Regions from separate parts of the Homo sapiens genome. Here region 2 is linked to region 1. The links are chromatin loops, found by intact Hi-C in ENCODE. Cell type or tissue: body of pancreas. All regions are shown on one strand.

Region 1 (8,000 bases):
GTTTCACTGTGTTAGCCAGGATGGTCTCGATCTCCTGACCTTGTGATCTGCCTGCCTCGGCCTCCCAAAGTGCTGGGATTACAGATGTGTGCCACCGCGCCCGGCCATAATGGGCCATCTTCAGCATCCCCTGGCCGCTTGAATTTCTCTGACCCAAACCTATATTGCTAGGGCTGGGTGAAACGCAGGCTAAATTGGGGAAATGAAAAAAAAAATAAACAGGTGAACTCTGAATAAGGAAATAAGACTAAACATCCAAAAACGATTTCAAGGAAAATGTACAGGCTGGGTGCAGTGGCTCACACCTGTAATCCCAGCACTCTGGGAGGCCAAGGCGGGAGCACCACTTGAGCCCAGGAGTTTGAGACCAGCCTGGGTGACATGGTGAAACCGCATCTCTACAAAAAACACAAAAAATTAGCCGAGTATGGTGCCACCTGCCTGTAGTCTCAGCTACTTGGGAGCCTGAGATGGGAGGATTGCTGGATTGTCCATTAACAGTTATTTGAGAGAAATTCTCACACGGATTTTATAAACCTGCTAGTTTCTTAACAGTCACTCTCACAAATATAAATGTAGGCAACAACATATCTGTGTGTGCTGACTGGGTAAACTTTCCTAGTACATGAAGTGACTGTTTTGGACTCTCCCTAAGGGCTCAAAGAAAAAAAAATCTGTGTGATCTAACATCCTGGCTGGGGGTCAGGGGACAAAAACCAACTCAAAGTAGTGACAAATATATGCAAATATTAAGTTATCGCCTAAAATTATGCTACCCCAAATAACAATATACTGAACCAGTGATGTTTCTTGAAAAATCCAATTTTAGGGGGAAAAATTACCAAAGAATTTATCTAACATTAATTTATCCTAACATTGAAACAAACAGTTAATTAAAATTCAAATTTCCCACATTAGTATTTGCCCTTTGCCTTTTTTTTTTTTTTAAGGACTTGTACATTTTAAAGGGTATTGATGTCAAAGGTTTAGTATGACATGACACGAAGGTTTACAAGGAGACTTTTGGGCCACAGAAATAAAAATTAGGAAGCAGCTACCTAAAGACCTTTTGTGTGTGAAGCTTAGCAACCAGAACTATATCAGCTTTAGCATTACTTTTTGTGTTATAATAAAATGCGGCTATTTCCAAGAGTGTTTACTTACAAAGGAACATCTCTCTCTCTCTCTCTGACACACACACACACACACACACACACACACACACACTTACAGATGTGTGCTTGTTTCCATTATCCTCAAGTTATTTCTCTCTGTGCCTCTGTTTCTTCACAGGGTAAAGCATGAACATGAGGTGAATTCTAAGATATTTTCCCCAGCTTTAATATTTTATGATAAAAAGTTCATGCACTGTATCTGAAAAAATCAAAATCAATTCTTTTTTCTGTTTGTTTTTGTTTTTGGAGACAGAGTCTGGCTCCTTCACCCAGGCTGGAGTACAGCGGCATGATCTTGGCTCACTGCAACCTCCGCCTCCCGAGTTGAAGCAATTCTCCTGTCTCAGCCTCTTAAGTAGCTGGGATCACAGGCATGCGCCACCGTACCCAGCTAATTTTTGTATTTTTAGTAGAGACGGGGTTTTGCCGTGTTGGCCAGGCTGGTCTCGAACTCCTGACCTCAGGTGATCCACCCGCCTCTGCCTCCCAAAGTGCTGCGATTACAGGCATGAGCTACCCCACCTGGCCCTAAAATCAAATTTTCTCTTCAAAAGATGCTTAACTTTTGAGACCATCAAATTTATTTGGCTATTGTTCTTTGGCTATTGTACACAAATGATGCTTGCTTTCTTTTCTGTCTTCCATTTTGTTAGAGTGTTTGTGGGAGTTTTTCACATGGACCCCACAGTCAATGACAAATAGGCATTAACAAATGAGTTACACAATAATGTTAAAAGTTCAGTTCACAATGTGTACACTCTAAGCCTTCAGGGTTTTTGCTATGGAAAGCATTAAGACTAGCATCTTCTATGACTGTGTGTTTGAAACCAGAGCAAACTTTCCCTCTCTTCCTCATACTAGGTTTAACATCTACTTCCCCATTTAAAAATCTCAGAAAGTCTCAAAGCTCCTTGACAGCAGCAAGGGTGAACCTGGCTGGGGAGGAGAGGACAAGGGTTGGCAAACATGTAAAGATGACTCATTCCAGAAGTGCTGGCCACAGAAGGAACCATCACTGGGTAGGCAGTGAGACTGCTGGCTCACTGCCGCTGGCTACAAGAGAGTCCCAGCTTCATTACCCCACCCTGGCAATGGAGTCAAATAAAGCCAAGTTCCTGTTGCACCTAGATGCAGACAGGAGAAAAATGGGGAAGTAGGCCAATGGCTAGAAAAATGATTCTCATGAAATGAACTCGACCTATTGCTTCCCAGGAGATCTGCATTCCTTTTCTTAAAACACTATTCTAACACATTTGAGACAATCCAAAGACCAAGCGCGTTTTGAGAGTGTTCTCTTTAAAGACAGTGTGGTGCAGCCAGCAGAATCCAGGCTCTAGAGTCAGAAGGAACTGGGTGCAGACGCTGGCTCCTTAATGTACTAAGAGACCTTGGGCAAGTGCCTTAGTCTCTCTGAGTCACAGCTTCCTCAAGTATGAAATAGGGGGAAATGTTGCTCATTTTGAGGACCTATTGTGAGGATTAGAAAATAATACGTGTTCCTCATCTTCTTTTTCCTCTTCCCTACCCTCTCTTTCCTTTCACATCTTCTTTCTCCTTTCCCTTCTCTCCCTTCCTGTACAATTTGGTGCTAAAATCATAAGGTGCATCAGAACAAGGCAGCCCTCCATGCCTTGGGGTAGGGAGTAGCCGAGGAGGTCCAGAATAGGAAGTTGAAGCCCAAACACGGTGAGGATGCATCCATTTAAGATGGACTGCCTGGCATGGAAAATCAGAACCCACATGGTGTGAGGAGGGCATCCAAGCTGAACCAGGCTGGTGTGTGTTAACAGAGCCTGGAGAGTCTTAGTGGGTTTGGATTTGTGGGGAGGGAGTCTATGCACAACAGGTCAAGAGTGGCTCTGTGACATCCACAGCTGGATTGCTCTTTGTTACCACATAGGCTGATGAGCCGGGCGTGCTTTTCATACTTTTAGAAAGCAAATAGCTAAGCACCTTGACAGCTAGCACAACAAATGCATGTCATAATAAGCAATTATTGATCAGGGAAACATTTTTATGGTGTTCTGGGAGTAACTGAATTATATGCACTGATGTGTTTGAATTTTAATTGTTTACCACTTCACTGGGAGTAAAATATGGAGTAATAAAACAGATGATACCCCATTCCTTGATATCTCAGCTCTCCTTGAGCTCAACCTTCCTTCAGAATTACCTTAATCACCCCAGATGAAAAACAAAGTCTAAAGGCTTTTATGATGCTGCCCATAACACTCATGAAATGTTTCACTGTCTCTGCGGCAAGAATAAATATAGTATGTAAACAAGTTTAATTTCTTAAGAGTTCAGCTCTCCACCAGGCATCAAAAACATTCTGAAGTTTATCCCTCTTTGGTTCATTTAGAGAAAATGACAGAAGAAATAAAGCTTAAAATCGTTAATATCACCCAAAGGATGTCATCAAATATTAATCCACACAACATTATCAAAATATGCAGATAAAAGGTTGGACAAACAAGCAAACATGGCGCCATGCTAATCAGTAAACCAGTAATCATTTTCAAAAGTCATGGGGAGAAAAGTACTATTGTTTTTAGAACAAGGACACCAAATTTGGTGCTGTAAACATGAGTGATAGAATGGAAATCATTTAATAAATCTTCCAGTCTAAGTAACACAAACATTTCAAGTAAGAAAATACATTTCCTTCAATGTACTGGAGATCATGTATTTTACATTTTTATGTAACTTAATCTTTCTCTGTTAGGTTTAAAAGGAAATCTAAAAATTTCCTCTATCCTTCATGGGCAGCATTATTTGTATGATTTAAATGTCTCAATTACAGTACTTGAGTGGCAAATGCCCTGTAGAATGATGAGGGTGGGAGGGAACACAAGTGGCCATTACTCTACTCCTCTGCCCCCTAAGTGGGATTCAAAACCATTACCACAGCTAGCAAGGACATAAAAGCCTATCTCTAGATATTATGGAGAAATGTAATATCAGCAGGAGATAACTGAGAAATAAAGGAGCTAACTAAATCAGTGTTTGACTGCTTGGTTCTGGATAACAAAGGCATGTCCTTATAAGGCAAAGTGGCTTCACTAAGTATGGTCCTCCAGAGGAAGGCAGGTCCCCCCTCCATGGTGCGTTCAATATATGGGAGAGAATTTTGTGTTCATTCCTTTGACATGCTAATATAAGTATGTTTTCTGATAGGTACTACTTAATAAATATAATAGCTAATACTTATTGAATTATTATTATATATGCTACCAAAGTATTTCACTTGGAGGGAATATTGGGATAACTGGAATTGATTTCTTCTAATGTAATGGTCCAAGGCAGATTTTACATCATGGGCACTACAGTCCCAGCACCACGCAAAGGGCACTCCCGTGTCCTTTTGTAGTCAGCCCTCTTCCCCACTCCCAGACCCTGGGAACCATGGACCTGTTTTCCATCCCTGTAGCTTCATCTTTTCCAGAATGTCAGATACATGGAATCATGCAGTTATCTTTTTTGTCTGGGTTCTTCTTCTTTTTTTTTTTTTAAGACAGAATCTCACTTTGTTGCCCAGGCTGGAGTACAATGGCATGATCTCAGCTCACTGCAACCTCCGCCTCCCAGGTTCAAGCGATTCTCCTGCCTCAGCCTCCTGAGTAACTGGGACTACAGGCACGTGCCACCACGCCCAGCTAATTTTTGTAGTTTTAGTAGAGACGGGGTTTCACCATGTTGGTCAGGCTGGTCTGGAACTCCTGACCTCAAGTGATCCACCTGCCTCAGCCTCCCAAAGTGCTGGGATTACAGGCATGAGCCACCATGCCCGGCCTTTGTCTGGCTTCTTTCACTTAGCATACTGTATCTGAGATTCATCCATGTTGTTGTATATATCAATTGTTTGTTCCATTTCACTGCTGAGTAGTATTCCATTGTATGGATTTACCAGAGTTTGTTTATCTACTACCCAACTGAGTACAATCTGGGTTTTCTTCCAGTTTTTGGCAATTACAAATAAAACTGCTATGCAGTCTTGGCAATTACAAATAAAACTGCTAAACTGCTGTATTTGCACATAGGTTTTATGTAAATACTCAAGAGTGGGACTTACGGTTGTATGGTTAAGTGCATATTTAACTGGGATTTTAGAACACATAAGGAAAGGAAACTTGGTGATAGGAAACTGTATTCAGAAAGTAGGTGTAATAGCTTCCAGATTAAAATAATAACTAAAAGAAGACTGGAGGAACTGAAATTTTATTTTAATAAATAATATCCAGCACTGGCAAGAATATGGGAACACGCCAGTTTAATGCCCAGTTGGTAATGGAATGAAACAGCACGACTTTTCTGGAGAAGAATTTGGCAGTACCTATCAGAGCATACCATGTACACTGGCTTCATTTCTACCCTCAGAAATATTCACACACATGTATGGGGCAAATGTGCAGATATGTTTGTTTCAGTATTATTTGCAATTATGAAAAATGGTGACAACCAAAATGGTCATTTAGTTTCAGTAACTTAGGACACATTCCTTCACCCTTTGAATACTAGGCAGCATTTCAGTAGAATGGGATATAGCTCTGACATGGACAGTTATTTTAAAGAAATGTTTGTAATATATAAGTACATACATTAATACATATATCTTTATGTGAAAAATATAAATAGACAAATATTTTTTGTGAGGGTATGAAAAGATCTGGAAGCTACACAGCTGGGCTTTACGCAGTGAAGAGTGAGTTAAGGGAAGGGTAGGACACTGGTAAGTAGTGAGGCATGAGATTTGCCTTTTCCTTAATGCACCTCCATATTACTTGATTTCTTTCAAAACAATCATACATGATTTGGCACATAACCAATTAAAGGAGAGCTAAATAATTAATCACTAATTAACAAATGGCCAGCAACCCCTATTGCATCCTCCTCCGACTTTCTAGTAAACCACTTATGAAGACACAGAAAAACTGGAAACTCATCCAAATGAAGAGATAACTTAATGCCTGAATCTGGACAGAACCTCTGTGGATCAGATGGAGCTGGAAAGAGAAGGATGTACCAAACTTTGTCTCCCCAAAGGGGAACTCACTGAATAAAGATAAGAAGGTGTTGCACACCTTCCTGCCCACGAGTCCCTGGTCAGTGTCTATACAGAAATCTGAAGTCTCCTTCTTCATAATAGTGGCTTATCTATGAAAGCATCACAGCTTCCAGCTGGTTTCATTTATATGAATCACCACCTTCTCCTTGTCCTTCTCCTTCTACCATCATTCTAAAACAATACAGATACAACTCACAGAAAACAATAAGCTAAAAATGTACTGTGTGAGGTTGGGAGATGAAGGACATCTGGCAATAGTGTACTGGATTCTCCCCACAGATAAAATACGACAGGTGCATATAGAGACAGAATGATCCCTGGGAGGAGTGTGTGCTAGGAATTTTAGTTTTCATGGGCAGAGTGTTAGATTCAGAGTGCAAGAGAATGAGGCAGAGGGATAGAAAGAGATGCAACTTTTCTACAAGAAAGCTTGCCAGAAACTGACAATGAGTTCTGAAGTTGTACACTTCTCCCTGTCCACTAGGTGACCGTTAAGAAGGGAACTGCTCCATTACACAGGGGTGCAGAGAACTGGGCCAATGGTAATCCCATCCCTAGAATGTTGCCAAACATAAAATTAAAACACATATTCCTTTCTTTTTTAGGGGAACAAGATGCAAAAACTTGCATATAATAAATATATGGGTAACCATTGCTTCTGTAGAAAAGATAAAAACAAATGGAGACACATAAGGGAACAGAAGCAACAGTCAAGTGGCTAATGATCTGGATTAATGCTTTAATCCCATACTCTTAGAAAATAATAATAAGTTTGTGAATCAAATTTTAAGCATGATGCCAAAATTAAACATAAGGAAAAATATTAATATAGATTTAATGACATAAATAATTCTGAATGTTGAAAATTAAAAACAACTTTAAAAGACAAAAGGCATACTGGGGAAGACATTTTTAATACATGGTAGACAAGGCTTAATATCTTTACCAAAAAAGTGCTTATAAAAATAAATCAGACTAGACAAATACATTAATAGGGATGCACAAATTTCACGAATAAGCAGAGCACCAGGAAAAATAAAAAATGGCCAAGAAATATATAGAAGAAAGATGCCTAATCTAATAGTAAAAGAAAATGAAAAAAAAGACAACCTTTTATCAAATAAAATTGGAAATGTTGATAAATTATAACATCTAATATTCTTGAGGATTCATGCATGTAGTGTCAATAATCTTTTTTTTTTTTTTTTTTTTTTTTTTGAGACGGAGTTTCACTCTTGTTGCCCAGGCTGGAGTGCAATGGCGCGATCTTGGCTCACCACAACCTCTGCCTCCCAGTTTAGCTATTTTTAGAGGATCAAGTGATTCTCCTGCCTCAGCCTCCCAAGTAGCTGGGATTACAGACATGCACCACCATGCCCGGTTAATTTTGTATTTTTAGTAGAGACTGGGTTTCTCCATGTTGGTCAGGCTGGTCTCAAACTCCCAACCTCAGGTGATCCACCCGTCTTGGCCTCCCAAAGTGCTGGGATTACAGGCATGAGCACCGTGCCTGGCTTTTTTTTTTTTTTTTTTTTTGAGATAGGGTCTTCCTCTGTTGCCTGGGCTGGTGTGCAGTGGTGCAATCGTCACTCACTACAGCCTTGACCTCCTGGGCTCAAGTGATCCTCCTGCCTCAGCCTCCCGAGTAGCTAGGACTACAGGTGCATGTCATCATATCCAGTTAATTTTTTAAAAAATTTTTTTAGAGGTGGGGTCTCTGTATATTGCCTAGGCTGGTCTTGAACTCCTGGGTTCAAGGG
Region 2 (8,000 bases), 57 kb before region 1:
CTGCTACCACGCCTGGCTAGTTTTTTTTGTATTTTTAGTAGAGACGGGGTTTCACTGTGTTAGCCAGGATGGTCTCAATCTCCTGACCTCGTGATCCGCCCGCCTCGGTCTCCCAAAGTGCTGGGATTACAGGCGTGAGCCACCACGCCCAGCCAAAATTTTTTACTCTACATTTTTTTCTTAAGATTGACAAGACAGTCAAAAGGTCCACTGGATAAATGTATCTTTCCTAACTCGCAGCCACTGTCCTTGGAACCCAGGATGTGGTTTGAAGGGTCTAAGTGATCTGGATTTACTTTTTCTTATTTGTCTTGTGGTTTCTGTATAGGGATGGCTCAGAAATATGTTCACCAGCTAGAGCCCCATGTTGGTTTATTAGAATCCTATTTCCAGTGTGGTTTTCTTTTTCTGCCTGAAAGTCATTTACTAAGAATGTATTTTTTTCTAAATGGGGGAAGGATTGGAACTACTTTAGCAAGAAACATTTCAGACAGCCTGCAAATCTCACCTTTCCATAGCTACAGTGACCATTTCACTCAGTACTCTGTACATTTGATAATATGTATGTAGATCTGCAGATGCTTGGGAGGTGAGTGTGCGGTTGGGAGTTAGGGAGGAATAGGGTGTACAAGGTGCTGGGGTGCTGTGCAAGAGGAGAAATGAATCCATTCCTTCATATGTACAGCTTAGGGTTTCTCCCCACTATTTGAAAATAAGAAAATGCAGAGAATCTGCTTTCTAGGTAAAAAACAACTTTTCCCTATTTTGCAGGCTTATTTCTTTGGAGTGTGGTTTAGTAAGGGACTCCACACCTTTGAGTATCTGTCAAGGAGTGGCTATTTTTTTTTCTTTTATTAGAGAGTGATGCATTGCAGATGTCCTAGAAATACACCATTCTGGGCTGGGCACGGTGGCTCATGCCTGTAATCCCAGCACTTTGGGAGGCCAAGGTGGGTAGATCACAGGGTCAGGAGACTGAGACCATCCTGGCCAACAAGGTGAAACCCAGTCTCTACTAAAATACAAAAAATAAGCTGGGCGTGGTGGCACATGCCTGTAATCCCAGCTATTCAGGAGGCTAAGGCAGGGGAATCGCTTGTACCAGGAAGGCGGAGGTTGCAGTGAGCTGAGATTGTGCCACTGCACTCCAGCCTGGTGACAGAGCGAGACTCTGTCTCAAAAAAAAAAAAAAAAAAAAAAAAAAAAAAGAAAAGAAACAGAAATACACCAGTCTGATGGGAACACTTTTCATGAGGCACGTTGTCCTCAGCATCCACAAAATTAACCTGCCCTCCCTGTCACCCTCCTACCCCCATATTCCTCCCAGTTCAATGTTTTGTAGCTTCATTAAGAACTGTGCCAGCAGCTTCTAATGAAATAACCAATGATTCTGCTTCCTGATATTCTTGCTCTGTGAAATCCTCTCCCTTTGAGTGTGGGCTAGACCTAGTGACTCGCTTCTGATGTAGTGACAAAAGTCAATACGACGTTTGTCAAAATAGGACAAAAGTGATGAGGTACTGCTCTTGAGATTAGGCTGTGAAAGACCCTGGCCTCTGTCTTGCTTTCTGTCTCTTACCCTCCCGCTTGCTTGTTTTGACGAAGCCAATTGCTACACTGTGAGCTGCCCCCCATGAGAAAACATGTTAAGGAACTTAAGGAAGCCTCTGGCTTAGTGAGGAACCGACGCCCTCAGCCTAACAACCCGTGAGCAACTGCATCCTGCCAACAGCCACATGAGTGAGCTTGGAAGTGGATCCACCCCCAGGGGACCCTTGAGGTGACGGCAGCCTAGGCTGACATCCTCACTGCACTTTTCGAAAGCTCAGACCAAGCAGGTCAGCTGCACCTGCGTAACCTACATAAACTTGTGAGATAATGACTGTTGTTTTGAGCTGCAAAGGTTTTGTTATACAGCAATAGATAACTAACACAAGTATGTAAATTTTTAAAAGTATACGTCCAGTGTTCTTTGATATTTAAATATGTGTTTCCTTCAAAAAAAATGGTTTTACTTCAAAAATTTCTGCCTCAATTGGACCTCCTGGTCTAAGGACATAATATAACGACTCCCCACACAAAAATATTCTTCCCAGGCTGGAGTGGAATGCTGTGATCTCGGCCCACTGCAACCTCCACCTCTCGGGTTCAAGTGATTCTCCTGCCTCAGCCTCCCGAGTAGCTGGGACTACAGGCGCCCGTCACCACGGCTGGCTAAGTTTAGTATTTTTAGTAAAGACAGGGTTTTGCCAAGTTGTCCAGACTAGTCTTGAACTCCTGGCCTCAGGTGATCCACCTGCCTTGGCCTCCCAAAGTGCTGGGATTACAGGCGTGAGCCACCGTGCCCGGCCACAAAAATATTCTTAATCACAAAATAGTCTCTTTGGAGTCAATTCAATCTCCAAAGAAGTATAAGAACATGAGAATTTCTAAAAGTATAAATAATTTTTCCTTGGTTCCAGTGTTGATTATATGAACTAAATTAATTAATGTCTCCTGAAGAGGCTGTGATAGGTCAGATAATAAGAAGAATGCTAAAAAGTACCTAGTACAAACACCCTTCCTTTTCCCCCAAAGCACCACATTTTGAATGAAAACCTCCTGCAGATAAAAACAAAATAAACATTTCAATAATACTTGGCTTTGCTCAAGACCTAAAAGTTAAGTTTCAAGACACCATTTGCATAGTCCAAATCTGGACTATGCTGTATTTTTCTTTTTTTTTGAGGCCACCAGACAGAACTGTCAGATGGAGAACCAGCACCAACCAACCTGCATGTTCCTTTAACAGACAGAGAAAGCACATTTTTCCCAGGCTTTGCAAATAGTTTCCTAAAACAAATCTGCCAGCTGAGAAAAACACATATAAATACCAGAACGCTTCCAATTTCTGCTGGTGCTGAGGCTGATATTTTTGGTTATTTGGGGTAGATCCTTTATTAGTTCTCTACCCATTTAAAGAAACAGCCAATGAATACATCAATAATCTTCATTAAAATGCTTGTTTTATCATTCTTGATGTTTTTAACATTGCCAGACGCCTTGGTTTGGGTTGGGGAAGAAAGTATTGGAATCAGGGGAAGCAGCAGGTCTGCTGGGAAATAAATTGGCCAGATGCCCCCAGCTGCCTCTATAAACATATCCTTGCTTTAGGCACTTGGCAAGAGAGAGGACTTGTCTGAGTTTTGGAGGTAGGAGAACTTTCAAAGATCTCAAGGTGGTTGCAGGACAAAGTTGCATTACATGTCATTGCATAGATCAGCATGGTTGCCTGTGGTTCTAGTGTCTCTTAGGAGACTGGGATTTGCCTTCCAAGACAGGCAGTCCCCTCCTTGTCTATTTCAGCACCAAGCATAGTGTCTGACACACAGCAGGGGCTTATAATACTGGTTAGGTGAATGCATCAACATTATTCACAGGGTGACGAGTATTGCCAGGCATATGAGATTTTTCAAAGGGAAGATATCCTGCTCCCTTTGTCCCTGAATGACACATGGTGAGGAAGGAGCTGAGAAGAAGTGTTCCCACTCCCTACACTCATACCAGTGTGACAAGTCCACAAGGGGATGTAGCATCCCCAGACCATTCTGAGGGTTAACAGTCCTTCTTACAGACTTCATTTCTTTCAGAAGATATATAAAGTATCGGCACTTTTTTTTTGAGACAGAGTCTCACACTGTCACTGGACTGGAGTGCAGTGGCGCGATCTTGGCTCACTGCAACCTCCACCTCCAAGTTCAAGCGATTCTCCTGCCCCAGCCTCCCAAGTAGCTGGGATTACAGGTGCCCGCCACCACGCCCAGCTAATTTTTTGTATTTTTAGTAGAGATGGGGTTTCACTATGTTGGCCAGGCTGGTTTCAAACTCCTGACCTTGTGATCCACCCGCCTCGGCCTCCCAAAGTGCAGGGATTACAGGCATGAGCCACCGTGCCTGGCCAAGTGTCACCACTTGTTTTGGCTGCTGGCCTGGGATGCCGATTCTCATGCTAGAGTTTGGTTCAGTTTCATCACAACTCTGGGAGGAAACGTTAGAGGTTGCATAAAATAAGCATATTCTCTCTGGGCTCTTTTGTTCCACCCCAAGAGCATCACGGTGAGGATCATGCTTAATAGTAATAATAATTCCATGCTCAATGCTGCAGACCATGGCTCCTGTAACAATCAGTGACCTTGAAAGAGCAGTTAGGCCCTGAAGCCTATTGCCTGGAGTCCCATCCAGCTTTGCAGGCAGCTATCTCTAGAGCTGTGTGTCAGCAGCTACCCGCACCATGCCTCCCATTCCCCGAGTTCTAGGCTTGCTGTGGGGTTGATGTTTAGCAACATCAAACATTTCTCCTGCTGCTGCTGCATTCTCCACTTCCTTCTCCAAACTGCCACATGCTCGACGCCCACCAAACATGCATATGAATCACTTGGAGGTACTGACATGTCTAGAGAATCATTGATTAGGTAAATGCTAAATTTCTAGACAAATCCTGATTCTCACAGGGTTCTTGCTGACTTCAGGGAAAGTTCTACAAGGGAGTTGCAAACACTGGATACAGTGCAAAAATGCAGGGTTTACATGCCACTGGCTATTGCTAGAGAGCTGTCTAGGGAAGACTGTTGCCATGACATCTTTAACCAGAAAGCATCATCACCATCCTGTTGCTCTAAGTAGACAGACTTTGGACATAAAGAGGCAAACTTCCTGTTCTTCACACGTTCCCCTCCCATTCCACTTTCTCAGTCCCATTCAGTGGATATTTCCATGCCTACTGAGTAGATGCTGTGAGCTAACACAGCCTGCTGCTCTACCTGCACAGAAGATAACTTGTCAAATGGAGCCCAGCCTTAATTCCGGGACCAGGGGAAGAAACAGTGAAGGAAGACTGCAATGTGATTAACAAAAACTAGTACCTGATTTGCCAATGGGCAGCTGTAATCACAGCTTTGTGGCATCTGAAAGAATCTGCAGACTATCTTCTAGCCTTGGTGATTGGTGAGTGAGAAAGGCACTCCCTACTGGGGCCCTTTTCCAGCCATGATTTGTGTTGAAGATGGTGACCAACTATCTGTCCTTCTGACCTGCCCAAGACCAGGGTGCCACTCTAGAAACAAGACTATAGAAAAACTGATTTCTCCAGGTCCAATCCAGTCCCCGATGATGAGATCACATCAAAACCTTCTCTCTGGAGAAAGGCGTTCCCCAGTTACCTACTTAGAGTTTAATTTCAGTCAGAGGTAGACCATACTAGGCAAATCCCGGTGGAACCCCGACCCTACCAGGACCTATCAGGAAGCCAGAGAAATTAGGGATGTCGCTGGCATCCCCTGTTGGCCATATGGTGCCACCACCCAGCTCCTACAACAAAATCCCAGTGAACTAGGCTAATTGTCAATCGGCCTCATCCCCTTCCCATGCCAATCCCAAAGAGCATTTCCTGAGTGAGCTCCAACACACTGATTTTTGTCCTGATGGGAGAAAGGGTATGAATCTCTGCCACCCTCAGGAAGTTTACAAACAGGACGGGGGTCCACAGCTCTGATCCTATGTCCATTCTTTGGCACCAGAGTTGCTGCCTGACAGGCTGACTGGTCCCCCTTCAGTAATTCCTCTTCCACATTCCTCCCCATTAAGGTTGCTATCTACGTTCTGTCCAAACAAAATTATATTAGTTTCAAAATAATGCAGGGAGAGGCACAGGTGTTATTATTCTGCTTATCCGCAAAGTGAGGACAAACCACTAATTTGATGTTTGTTCTTTACAAAAGAGGAAGCAGCCATCAATCAATTCCTTCCTCCGTGGGTTGGCTCGTTATTAAAATGAAAGAAAACCTGCCAGAAAACCAAACCCCTGCCCTTTATCTCTCCCTAGTAAGACTATCTCATTGATGTTCTAAGAAAATTAAAGTGGCATGAACGTGTCCTGGACGGCACGTACATTGGCAGAATCTAGTTCAGCAGCCATTAAGTTAAAAGTATTGTAACCAGGAAATAAATGCAAAGGTAAAAAACACAAGAAGAGTGGCACCTCCCAGTGCTTTGGGAAGCTGAGGTAGGAAGATTGCTTGAGGCTAGGAGTTCAAGACCAGCCTGGGCAACAGAGTGAGACCTTGTCTCTAGAAAAGATAAAATAATTAGCTGGTGTGGTGACACACAGCAGTGGTCCTAGCTTCTTGGGAGGCTGAGTTGGGAGGATCACTTAAGCCCAGCAGTTTGAGGCTGCAGTGAGCTAGAATCGTACCACTGCACTCCAATCTTGGAGACAGAGCAAGATCCTGTCTCTTAAAAGAAGAAAATGAAAGAAGGGCATGAGAAAACAGAACTCCAAGTTTGCGATGAGCCGAACTTGAGGAGCACAAGGAGATTCCTGGAAAGGTGAGAATGAGGGGAGGCCATGTTTTCAACAATGGGAGTTAGGGGAAGAACAAACAAGCTCAGAAGAGCTATTGGAGGGCGGCGGAGGGAGAAAGAAGAAACAGATTACATGAAGTATAAATTAAGAATAATTTTCATGTCCCTACTCTGAGAAGCAAATTCATCCAAGTCTGAGCCAAAGAGAATGAATCAGAATTCTAAGGTTTCTGAGTGTGTCTTCTGAGAAAAATTCAGAGACTATTGTGTACATTTGTGTATATTACCTTTAAGGACATTAACTGACACTTCCAGAGAACAGAAATGTAAATCTGTTAATGGGATAACGAAACTGGTCTGTGTCCTGTGAGCTGATTGACAGAAGTTTAGAAACGCTGCTAAACTTGTCTTTGAGCCCTGATAGGAGAGAAAGCTCAGCCCATGTCACCCCTATCAAGTGAGTGGAGTGGTATAAAAGGAACGACCAGCTTGGGCTTAAAAGCTGTAATTCTAGGGAAAGATAAGAAATAGGCTTTGAGATTTGCTTATTGCTAAATGTACAGTTATTAGCCTGGGCATGGAAACCCCTTAGAAATCATTAAAATGAGCCGTTATGTTGAGCTCCTCTAATTTTATCCTTATGAAGCCATGATATTTATATTTCCATTAATAGTTGCATGAATCTCAATTTACATTTTGAAAGTTGTCAAAGAACATGAAACAAAGCAGCCAGGACTGGCACATTTTTTGAAAGTTTTAGAATCTTTCTGTTGTTGACACCAGTGGGTAAAGAAATTTCATCTTTTAACTATAAAAGACACATGACATCTGATGAATTAGCCATGGTTTTAAACAATTACCTTATTACGCTGTCAAAACACAGTCCTTTCAACTACTCACAGCTCTGTTTTATTTTGTACTGTGGGGTTTACCTGCACCTCCCACTCAGTTTCTTCCCTTGGGAAACCCTGACACAGCATCTCATATTTTGCCTGAGTAAAAGACGATCTGGAAGTATAAGACGATTCCCGACTTCTGCTGAGGGCCCAAGGGCAGCCTGTCTGAGGCCTGAAACCACAGGACATCCATTAAGGAGAGCTGTTAAAATACCTCTGCTTTAGAGATGGCCAAACACTCTCAGTGAAAGGTGGATGAATGCTGACCTTTGGGGGCATCTGTAAAGCACATGAGGAGGTCAGAACTGAGGATGAAAAAGCTGCAAAATAGCGTCCCCCACAACTTCCCAATAGCAAAAGAAATAAGACTAAACAGTTTCCCAAAGCTGTCCCGTCAGAAGAGAAGAAGCCACTTCAAAGGACTGATTTTAAATAATAATTTGTAAAACTAACAAAAGTATAGAAATCAAAGACAAAAGGCTTTTTGGATTTTAGGTGCTCCCTCTAATCTAGACAAACTATTCAAGATCAGAGTCAAATGCAAGCCTAACTTTGACTTAATTTCATCACCACTTCTCCATTGCTTCTGCCTCCACCAACCAGGGCAACTCATGTAGAAACAGGGTGCCTCATGAAGCTTCCTGCTGAATTCTATGTAAAGGACAGTGGAAAAATGACACTCGTCACTGTTAAACCGACCGCAGGACTTTTAGGTAGGACCGTTCTATATGGGCTGTAACACCAAAGCACTGTGGACTCAAGAGT

Evidence for each region. A loop is a pair of places that touch in the nucleus more often than their neighbours do. Peaks named below come from ENCODE experiments on the same cell type or tissue, not always from the same donor. Only the 100,000 strongest peaks of a DNase experiment are listed, where the experiment ranks them.
Region 2: a loop joins it to region 1, with 5 times the contacts of the local background. A loop is called at or near these places in 3 of 110 quality-filtered maps.

Annotation. Positions count from the first base shown.
Region 1 is chr9:291,846-299,845 of GRCh38, reverse strand. All of the region lies in intron 4 of DOCK8 (dedicator of cytokinesis 8), which reads right to left. Among named protein-coding and RNA genes, the nearest start is that of DOCK8-AS1, 80 kb to the right of the region's middle. In body of pancreas, no CTCF peak of the experiment used is centred here; no DNase peak of the experiment used is centred here; H3K27ac peaks cover 1,521 bases.
Region 2 is chr9:348,401-356,400 of GRCh38, reverse strand. All of the region lies in intron 14 of DOCK8 (dedicator of cytokinesis 8), which reads right to left. Among named protein-coding and RNA genes, the nearest start is that of DOCK8-AS2, 120 kb to the left of the region's middle. In body of pancreas, no CTCF peak of the experiment used is centred here; a DNase peak (open chromatin) is centred at 3,110.